Linked DNA regions of Homo sapiens: region 2 is linked to region 1. A link is a contact called in ENCODE POLR2A ChIA-PET data. All regions are on one chromosome and are shown on one strand. The core of a region is the stretch at or near the end of the contact, and the rest is flanking DNA. Distances in the headings are between cores, read along the strand shown. Region 1 holds the start of CSHL1 (chorionic somatomammotropin hormone like 1). Region 2 has its middle 18 kb from the start of GNA13.

Region 1 (5,366 bases), core at 1,131-3,630:
GGGCTGGGTCCCACCTCAGCAGGGGCTTGAGTTCTGCAGATTGTGCTGGTTCCCACCCTTCTGTGTTGCATCCCCTGAAGGGAAGCGAGTGTCATCTGGGATTTATCCCCTGCCATCCAGCCCTCATTGCTTACGTTGTTATCTACCTGGCACCTGTTGGCACTGCATTTACAACCCGCAAATAAAATCTCTCTTCCACTTCCCTTGCCCTAATTCAGATTCCAAATGCTCTGGTTCCATATGTCTCAAACTCATTTTTGCATTGTTCTCATTTCCCGAGAGTAGTTGGGCTTAAGGAATATTCATCTTAAAATTCTTCCGAACACAAGTAATTCTATGCCATTGTTTCCTCACCTGTTGGGGAGTTTTTGCCTCTGCACTTAATAGCCCATCTTGTTTTCATTTCTTCCCGCTCCTGGGGGGCTAGGTTTGGTGTTGCTGGTGATGGTGGGGGAGGAAGAAATGCCTTCAAGTCATCTCTGGGATGACCAATGAGCTATGACCAGCAAGCTGGGACCACTGAGCTGGTGGAATGGCCTTAGTGAGTAATAGACAGCAGTGATATGTCAGCCTTTTTCTGGCCCAGGAACAGCCAAACCTCTTATATTTCAGTGGCCTAGTTCCCAATAGACCCTGAAGGCCCTCCAGGTCGTCTTCCCACCTACCCCTTGCTCCATACCACCACCTTCCACCCCATAATATTATAGAAGGACACCTAGTCAGATGAAACAATACAACTTAATTTTATTAAGACAAGGCTGGTGGGCACTGGAGTGGCACCTTCAGGGCCAGGAGAGGCACTGGGGAGGGGTCACAGGATGCCACGCGGGCCCCTAGAAGCCACAGCTGCCCTCCACAGAGCGGCACTGCACCATGCGCAGGAATGTCTCGACCTTGTCCATGTCCTTCCTGAAGCAGTGGAGCAGCCCGTAGTTCTTGAGCAGTGCGTCATGGTTGTGCGAGTTTGTGTCAAACTTGCTGTAGGTCTGCTTGAGGGTCTGCCCAGTCAGGTGGCTGCCGTCTTCCAGCCTCTGCAAAGTGAAGCAAGAGAAGGAGAGACCAAGCGCTTGGGCACTGTTCCCTCCCTCTCTCATTTATCCATTTTCCTCCTTCCCCTTCAGGGTGTAGAGAAAGGCCTGGAGGATTCACGAGGGGAAATGAAGAATAAGGTGAGTTCTCTTGGGTCAGCGCCTGACTGCTGAAAAGAGGGCAGCAGTGTTTCTCTCCCCCAGCCCTCGAAGCCAGTGGGCTTCCAGGATTGGGGACCCCTGGTGCCACCCTCACCCCCATCAGCATTTGGATGCCTTCCTCTAGGTCCTTTAGGAGGTGATAGTCATCGCTGTCCGAGGTGTCATACACCAGGTTGTTGGTGAAGGTACTCCTGAGGAACCGCACGGGCTCCAGCCGCGACTCGATGAGCAGCAGGGAGATGTGGAGCAGCTCTAAGTTCTGCAGGGGAAGGACCGGCAGTGGCTGTGCTGCCCGGGGGCTCTGACCACAGGTCTCCCCCATCCCCGCCTAGGGGAGACAGCATCCACTCACGGATTTCTGCTGCGTTTCCTCCATGTTGGAGGATGTCGGAATAGAGTCTGAGAAGCAGAAGGAGGTCTGGGAGTCATGCAGGAATGAATACTTCTGTTCCTTTGTGATATAGGCTTCTTCCTAGGGGAAGGACCCCCCACCAAGAAGGACCACTGCTTTCTATGCTGGAGACCAGCTCCCACTGTTACTCTTCTGGGAACCTGGCTCAGCCTATGCTCATCTGCCTGCATTTTCGCTTCAGAAAACAACCCTGAGCTCCTTAGTCTCCTCCCATTACTTCCCCAGTGGGGGAAAGTCACCCCTTCTTGCCACCCCTGACCCGCACCCATTCCCCAAGAGCTTATAAACTCCTGGTAGGTGTCAATGGCCAGCTGGTGTGCGCGATGGGCTTGGAGCATAGCCTCTTTAAAAAGCCTGGATAAGGGAACGGTTTGGACGGCACCAGCCTCTTGAAGCCAGGGCAGGCAGAGCAGGGCAAAAGCCAGGAGCAGGGACGTCCGGGAGCCTGGGGAGAAACCGGAGGGCAAGAAGGGAGCCGCAGAGCAAGAGGCCAGCACTCTCCCTGTTCCAGGAGCTGTTTTCTTTTTCTCTCTCTCCATCCCTCCAGGGACCAGGAACATTCAGAGATTGGCCAAATATCTGGCCTTAGATGGCGATATTCACATTCAGAAGCCCCAAACCTGAGGTTAGTGCCCCCGTCCCATCTGCAGGGCGCCGCCTCTCCCCTCAGGACACGTTGTGCCCAAAGGGATTTTAGGGGCGCTTACCTGCAGCCATTGCCGCTAGGTGAGCTGTCCACAGGACCCTGAGTGGTGCGGGGAGTCGGGCCTTGGGATGCTGGAGCTGGTCTCTTGTGGGCCCTTTTTATACCCTGGCCCCTTCTCTCTCGCTGTTGCCCCCACCTGTTTCTGTGCACATTTATGCATGGGGCCACTGACGGGCTTGTGCTAATGGATAATTTGGAAGCTCCTCCCACACATGCTGGCATCATGTCCCCTGGCTTGTCATCTTTCCCTTCCCACCGTCACCAGCGTTGTGAGGGTTGTGCACAGAGTGTCAACCACAGACACCACCCAACTTGTCCTCTCTTTAAGGTTCAGGTGGGTGCCCTCTGGCAGCAGGCCATGGTGGCCAACCTGAATGCGGAGAAGGATGTCAGGATAGCCAGTCCTTGAGACCCCTATCGACCACATCCCACTCTCTATCCTATTCCTTTCCTCCTCCCCGCATGTTTAACCTCCACCCACCAGACAGAATGTGTGTGTTGGGAAAAGGGGCCAAGCACAGCCAATAGATTGTGGGGGTTGTGAGCATGATTCAGTCCTGAATTCCACTTCTGCTGACGACTCCTGGGCCCACCTGAGTCAGCTGGATGCAGTGCTAACACTGACCACTAGAGGGAACCAACCCCACACTTTGATCTCCCCTTTCCCTGAGCCTTGGGGCGGGGCGGAGGGAGGGGGTTGGGTGGGGGGCTCCCCCAGGTCACTGGGGACGAAGAACTCAGACTCTCAAGGTATTGCCCCAGCTCCCTGGACCTGCAGCAGAGACACAAACCAAGAAACCGAAATCCCGGGAACAGACACGGACCACAAGCGCTTCCTCCCATAGCCCTGAAACCATCAGAGAATCTCAAAGTTGGAAGAGCTCTTGAAGATTTGAATCTCTTCCCCAGCTTTGGAACTCAAAACACATCACGCCGAAAGATGCCCTATCCATCCATGGAAGCCCGTCCTCTTTTTTCTCCTCCTCCTTTCCACACCTGTATAGAGCCTATCCAGTTGCGAAGGGCCTGCCTGTGCATTCTCACGTCTGACCTGCCACTTGTCTTGTGTAGGAGGTATGATTATCATCCCATTTCACATATCAGGAGACTGAGGCTCAGAGAGACTGATTGCATGAGCTACCTCAGCCAGGGCAGCAGATCTCCACAGCCTTGCTCTTCCCACTTTGTGTCATTTAAAGTCCTTTCTCCAGGCCGGGCACGGTGGCTCATGCCTGTAATCCCAGCACTTTGGGAGGCTGAGGTGGGTGGATCACTTGAGGTCAGGAGTTCAAGGCCAGACTAGCCAACATGGCAAAACACCAACTCTCTAGAAATACAAAAGTAGCTGTGTGTGGTGGCGCAAGCCTGTAATCCCAGTTACTCCGGAGGGTGAGGTGGTAGAATCACTTGAATCCAGGAGGCAGAGGTTGCTGTGAGCCAAGATCGCGCCACTGCACTCCAGCCTGGGCGACAGAGTGTGACTCCATTTCAACAACCACAACAACAAGAAAAAAGTCCTTTCTCCAGAACAGGTAGTGTGGTGTTACTCAGTTATTTAGTTATTTTAGTTTCTTTCTTTCTTTCTTTCTTTCTTTCTTTCTTTCTTTCTTTCTTTCTTTCTTTCTTTCTTTCTTTCTTTCTTTCTCTTTCTTTCTTTTTCTTTTTCTTTCCTTCCTCCTTTCCTTTTCTTTCTTTCTTTCTTTCTCTTTCTTTCTTTCTTTCTTTCCTTCCTCTTTGTCTCTCTCTCTCTCTTTCTTTCTTTTTTTTCAGTTGGAGTCTCATTCTGTCACCCAGGCTGGAGTGCAGTGGCATGATGTTGCCTCACAGCAACCTCCACCTCCTGGGTTCAAGTGATTCTCCTGCCTCACCCTGTTTAGTAGCTGGGATTACAGTCGCCCGCCACCACGCCAGGCTAAATTTTGTACTTTTTTAGTAGAGACGGGGTTTCACTATGTTGGCCAGGCTGGTCTCGAACTCTTGACTTTAGGGGATCCACCCTCCCTGGCCTCTCTAAGTACTTAGATTACTGGCGTGAGTCACCGCCCCCAACCCAGTTATTTCAGCTTCTAAATCCCTCTGAGTGCAGGGATCCTGCCCCCAACACAGGGGCCCTTTGCCTCATTTTGTCTTTCCATAAGGGGCAGATTGTTCTTTCTCAATTCCCAGGTGAGAATGGCCCAGTGGCATGGGGTGCCTTGTGGAAACCTCACAGCAGGACAAGGCTGAGGCGGAGAAGGCCAGGACTGAGCCTCCTGTCTCCTGGTGCCCAGGGTTGGGGCTATTTCCATACCATCTGGAAGTCACAAGCATCAGATGCCCCCAGGGATAAGAGCAGGAAAGACCACCCTCTCCAGTGGTGAAATCTTCCCCCACCCTGAGTTTAAGAGCATGTAGCACTTGACACTGTAGAAACACAAGCAAGCAAACAAGCAAATGCTTCTAGAAGTGATTGGCTGTGGTGTTGGCAACCAACATTGAACACCCACACCCCTGTGGCCTAGGATGTGAATGCTGGGGCCCTGCCATCTCCCTACTTTCAGAGGGGAAGACAGAGCTCCTTTTTCTGCCGTCACTCCTGAAGCATTACCGGACCAGCACCCCAGACTCATCACCTGCTGGGAGGGCACTGTGCTGTGAGCTGTTCTCCAGGCAGGCCTGTGTGAGGATCCAAGAGGGGTGTCATCGATGATACCAGCTCCGAAAAATATGGGGCCAAGGGAGGGTGGAGTCACCACTTTCCCCTGCTCCTTCCAGCACCAGCAAAGAGGAGGAGCCAGGTGCGAATGGAAGAGGGTCCCTGAGCTCCAAGTAGAAGAAGGTCCCTGCCTCCCCCACCATCCTTCCTCCAATGTCAGCTGGGACAGGGAGCCCCCATGACAGGGCCTTTTAGCCAGTGCTGGGGACTTAGATGTGGATTTTCGGCCATGGAAGAAGTCTCCAGCCTCCTTTAGGAATGAGGGTGGCAGGGGCCCTAGTTGGGGACCACTGCATAACTCCGCAGGTGGGCACAGGGGTGGCGAGGCTCCCCAGACAGGTTACTGCCAGGAACACGTGGGAC
Region 2 (4,708 bases), core at 1,254-3,753, 1.2 Mb after region 1:
TTCCCGAGTCGCTGGGATACAGGCGCGCACCACCACGCCTGGATAATTTTTATATTTTTAGTAGAGACAGGGTTTCCCCATGTTGGCCAGGCTGGTCTCAAACTCCTGACCTCAAGTGATCTGCCTGCCTCGGCTTCCCAAAGTGCTGGGATTACAGGCATAAGCCACTGTGCCCAGCCAACAGGAATATTTCTGAGCAAGGGGCAGGCAATGTGAGCACTGTTTTAGGTTAACTGTCTGGCACCAGTGCCCGTGAGGGGATGGAGAAAACAGACACCATCCAGTGAGATCAGGTTGGAGATGGCTGCAGTGATTCAGGTATGGGGTTAAAGCACCTAGCTAGCATGTGAGCCAATAGAACCATTCAGAGGCTTTACAAAGCCATACTCCAAAGGACTTAGAAACCAGCCAGGCTATTTAGAGATAGCTCTTTAGAGGAAAGAGGCAGAGAGGGCAGGAAGCTTGGGGCCTACGTGCCTGGGAGACTGGGTGGACACTGAAAAGTTCAAGGAACCAGGGTGATTCTGTTGGTTAGGACATGACTCCCTAAGACAGATAACTGAACCCAGACCCTGGAATCTGTATTTTTTAATTGATTTTTAAAACGTAAATGTAAAATGTGTAACACCCACCCCACCCTCTGAATCACAGTGACCCTGGACTTTGCCCTGAGTCTCTGAGATTGTTCAGAGACACTCCTTTGTTCTAGGGAACTCTTTGAGGTGCTGGGTCCAAACGGGATTCGAATTAAAGGCGCTTCAAACTCAGAAGTGAGAGAAAAAGGAAGGCTAGGCAGCAACCCCTGGGCTCTCTGGCTTGCTGTTTCTTACCCCGACATCTTCCCTGGGAAATGCATTACTTCTAATGTGAATTTAGGTTTTGCTGTGCCTTATGGAGGAGGCTCCGCTGGGGAAATTGCTCCTCCTCTTCCCCTCAGCTTCCCTAATCTTCCACTCCCCTGAGTCTCTGCAAAGTCCAGTCACCACACGCAGACAGACCAGGTCAAAAGCAAGCCTCTTGGGACTCAGACAGGCTGCGGGCACTCAGCGACTGACCCATGGACTGCGCTTTCTGTTATGTAAAACAAGCCCAACGCTGCATTGTTCAGACATATGAGGAGTGCCCACCCTGGGTTGGGTACTGGGCTAGATGCTGGGAGTAAGAGTTTATGGGGTGATCACAGTCAACCTGGGCGAGGCAAATGTGTCACCCAGCTCCTACAGTGCTAAGTCCTCTGTGCCATGATGGGGGCAGGGACAGCTGCCCAGGACTCTGACAGTAAGAACTAGCCTGGAGCTTGGCATGAGTTTCAAAAGAAGAGGAAGAGGCTGGGCACGGTGGCTCATGCCTGTAATCCCAGCACTTTGGGAGGCCAAGGAGGGTGGATCACCTGAGGTCAGGAGTTGGAGACCAACCAACTCCTGGCCAACATGGCAAAACCCCATCTCTACTAAAAATACAAAAATTAGCTGGGCATGGTGGCTTGCGCCTGTAGTCCAGCTACTTGGGAGGCCGAGGATCCCTGGAACCTGGGAGGCAGCCAAGATCGGGCCATTGCATTCCAGCCTAGGCAACAGAGGGGAAGGAGGGCGTTCTGGGCTGGGGAACCATATGGGGTAAAGACACAGATGTGGAATAATAATGCAACCATAATAGGATGATGATGGCGCTTGTTGTCTGCTGAGCTCTTGTTGCATGCTGGGCACTGTTCAAGGGGTTCTCATCTATTAGCCTTCTCATTGCTCAGAGGGAAAAACTGAAGCTCTGAGCAGTAAAATGCACTTGTCCAAGGTCATACTCAAGGAATGGTGCACATTCAAACCCATAAAAGCCTGACTCATGTCCACTTCTTTTTTTTTTTTTTTTTTTTTGAGACAGAGTTTCGCTCTGTCACCCAGGCTGGAGTGCAGTGGCGCGATCTCAGCTCACTGCAAGCTCTGCCTCCCGGGTTAACACCATTCTCCTGCCTCAGCCTCCCGAGTAGCTGGGACTACAGGTGCCTACCACCACGCCCGGCTAATTTTTTGTATTTTTGGTAGACACGGGGTTTCACTGTGTTAGCCAGGATGGTCTTGATCTCCTGACCTCGTGATCTGCCCGCCTTGGCCTCCCAAAGTGCTGGGATTACAGGCGTGAGCCACCGTGCCTGGCCTCATGTCTACTTCTTTAAGCAGCGCAGATCTGCAAACCACTGAGCAGCCTATTGGGAGTACTGGGGAACCCCACACTGGTCTACAAAAACTAGGTTTTATTATGGTTTTGATGAGTGGACCAAAGTCATGAAGCAGGGGTGTCATGAGGTACTTCCTATTTCTCATTGGAATAAACTGGAAGAATTGAACAGGTAATTCTGTGCAGGACGTGAAAGGGATACTTAAGCTATTGTCATGGCTCTGCTCAGCCTGCAATATGGAGCCAGCAGTGTGCAGGCAGCCCCCGCCCCTCTCCCCCAGCCCCCAGCATGTCCCAGCAGCTTAGAGCCCCCTGGCTGGGTGGGTCTGGGCAGGCGCTTCCTCCCGGAGCTGGCTGGGCACCGCTCCCAGACCCAGGCTTTTCTAGGTCAGGCAGTTCTATCTTCAGGCTGGCCCGAGGATACGGTTTGTGTAAACTGCAGACATTGCTGGCGTGCTGTGTAAACACAGACTATCTCCCACTGCAGCTTTTCCTTTGGGGAGGCTCCCCCTCCAGTTGGGATACTGGATTCCAACTTCTTATCAACTTGTGTTTCCTATTCTGATATAAGGAAGCTATTAAAGTCCCTTTCCTGGTATTGCCTTGACCCCATCAGGACTTAACTTGTGTGGAAGCAGATGTCCTTTAGAGAAGTTTTTCACACACCCCCGCCCCCCCCATCCATTACCCAGCCTCAAATTCTCCACTTTAAACAAACCTGCAGGAATTTGTTTTCAAAGCCTTAGGCCCCGAACATTTACTTTCTACTCCAGCTAGTTAAAATGTGTTTTCTTGGCTTTTTGGGCCCTCCTTGATGGGTCCGCTGCTTCTTTCAGCTTCTTTCATCTTATGTCTTTTTTTTTTTTTTTTTTTTTTTGTGAGACAAGAGTCTTGCTCTGTCCGCTAGGCTGGAGTTCAGTGGCGCGATCTCAGCTCACTGCAACCTCTGCCTCCCGGGTTCAAATGATTCTTCTGCCTTAGCCTCCTGAGTAGCTGGAATTATGGGAGTGTGCCGCCATGCCAGGCTAATTTTTGTATTTGTATTTGTATTTGTATTTGTATTTGTATTTTATTTTATTTTATTTTATTTTATTTTATTTTATTTTATTTTAGTAGAGACAGGGTTTTATCATGGTAGCCAGGCTGGTCTCAATTTCCTGACCTCAAGTGATCCGCCCGCCTCAGCCTCCCAAATTGCTGGGATTATGGGTGTGAGCCAACGCGCCTGGCCTCATCTTCATTATTTCTAAACTTTTTATGCTTTTCAATGTCAGTCTACTCTTCACTGCCCCTAAATAAGGCCTTGCTCGACTCTTTTTAAACATTTCCTCATATTTCCCTGCTTCCTTCTTGCCCTTCTGACTGTGACAGTCCTGTCCTCCATCCTCCTTTCTTTCCAAGTTTTGCTGACGGGAGGAATATGAAGAAAAAGAAATGAGGAAAGACATTCCTTCAAGATCTAGCTTATAGACCGGATAATAATCTGAACATGCCCTGAGCCCTCTAATGTTCATTTTTCTCCCTTTCATCTGAACTCCTGTGGAGCTCATGGTCTCTATACACAATTTAGTACTAGCAGTAGCCGGCCTCCAGGGTAGCCCCAATGTGACTCTATGCCTGGTATTCATGCATACAGGTCTGGTGGCATGCACCTGTAGTCCCAGCTGCTTGGGAGGCTGAGGCAGGAGGATTGCTTGAGTCCTGGAGTTCTGGGCTGTAGTGCACTATGCCAACTGGACGTCTGCACCAAGTTCAGTATCAATAAGATGGCCTCCCAGGAGCAAGGGACCACCAGGTTTCCTAAGGGCTTAATAATAAGTGCCCTGGCCAGGCGCAGTGGCTTACGCCTGTAATCCCAGCACTTTGGGAGACAGAGGCGTGCACATCACTTGAGGTCAGGAGTTCGAGACCAGTTTGGCCAACATGGTGAAATCCTGTCTCTACTAAAAATACAAAAATTAGCCAAGTGTGGTGGTGCACGCCTGTGATCCCAGCTACTCGGGAGGCTGAGGCATGAGATTTGCTTGAACCCAGGAGGCAGAGGTTGCGGTGATCTGAGGTCATGCCATTGCACTCCAGCCTGGGCAACGAGAGTGACACTCTGTCTCAAAATAATAATAATAATAATAATAATAATAATAATAATAATAATAATAATGTTCCCAATAAGGTCTCAATAGATGCCTGATGGTCAGGTGCATCCCCTAGCTCAGTACTGTCATTTAACAGGTTGAATGATAGTGCCATTGTGGCACTTTTCACATGGAAAGATCTTAGAAGTTTTTTCCTGGCACAAGCAGAACTGCTGCCACACAGAGGCCCAGACAACGACACTGCATGAATAAATGTATTTTTTTAGCTAGAGCCATGAGGAATCGTATCCTGATGGGTTTACCCAAACAGGCTGCTACCAAATGTGAGGCTGGGGTTGGGCCACAGGATTTGACTTGTGGTCACTCATGTTCCTTGATCCTCTACGCTCCTATCCTGCCCATTCTGGGGTGCTCAGCTCTCACCATGGACCTGGGGACATTAA

The links. ChIA-PET counts read pairs that join two places held with the same protein, here RNA polymerase II (POLR2A).
Region 2: POLR2A ChIA-PET joins it to region 1 with 13 read pairs in naive thymus-derived CD4-positive, alpha-beta T cell. The contact joins the enhancer-like site here to the promoter of CSHL1 in region 1. POLR2A ChIA-PET finds 5 or more read pairs at or near these places in 2 of 52 experiments (CD8-positive, alpha-beta memory T cell and naive thymus-derived CD4-positive, alpha-beta T cell).

What each region holds. Positions count from the first base shown.
Region 1 is chr17:63,908,878-63,914,243 of GRCh38, forward strand. CSHL1 (chorionic somatomammotropin hormone like 1) reads right to left here and starts at 2,381. Exons shown (of 5, transcript NM_022579.3): 1 at 2,310-2,381; 2 at 1,868-2,047; 3 at 1,543-1,658; 4 at 1,285-1,449; 5 at 731-1,031. The coding sequence starts at 2,319. The coding sequence ends at 834. LOC112268204 (a long non-coding RNA gene) reads left to right here and starts at 3,043. Exons shown (of 3, transcript XR_002958148.2): 1 at 3,043-3,382.
Region 2 is chr17:65,072,333-65,077,040 of GRCh38, forward strand. No RefSeq gene overlaps it. Among named protein-coding and RNA genes, the nearest start is that of GNA13, 18 kb to the left of the region's middle. Within about 2 kb of position 2,504, at least 19 of the 41 ENCODE cell types and tissues checked have a DNase peak (open chromatin) inside an H3K27ac peak, as active enhancers do.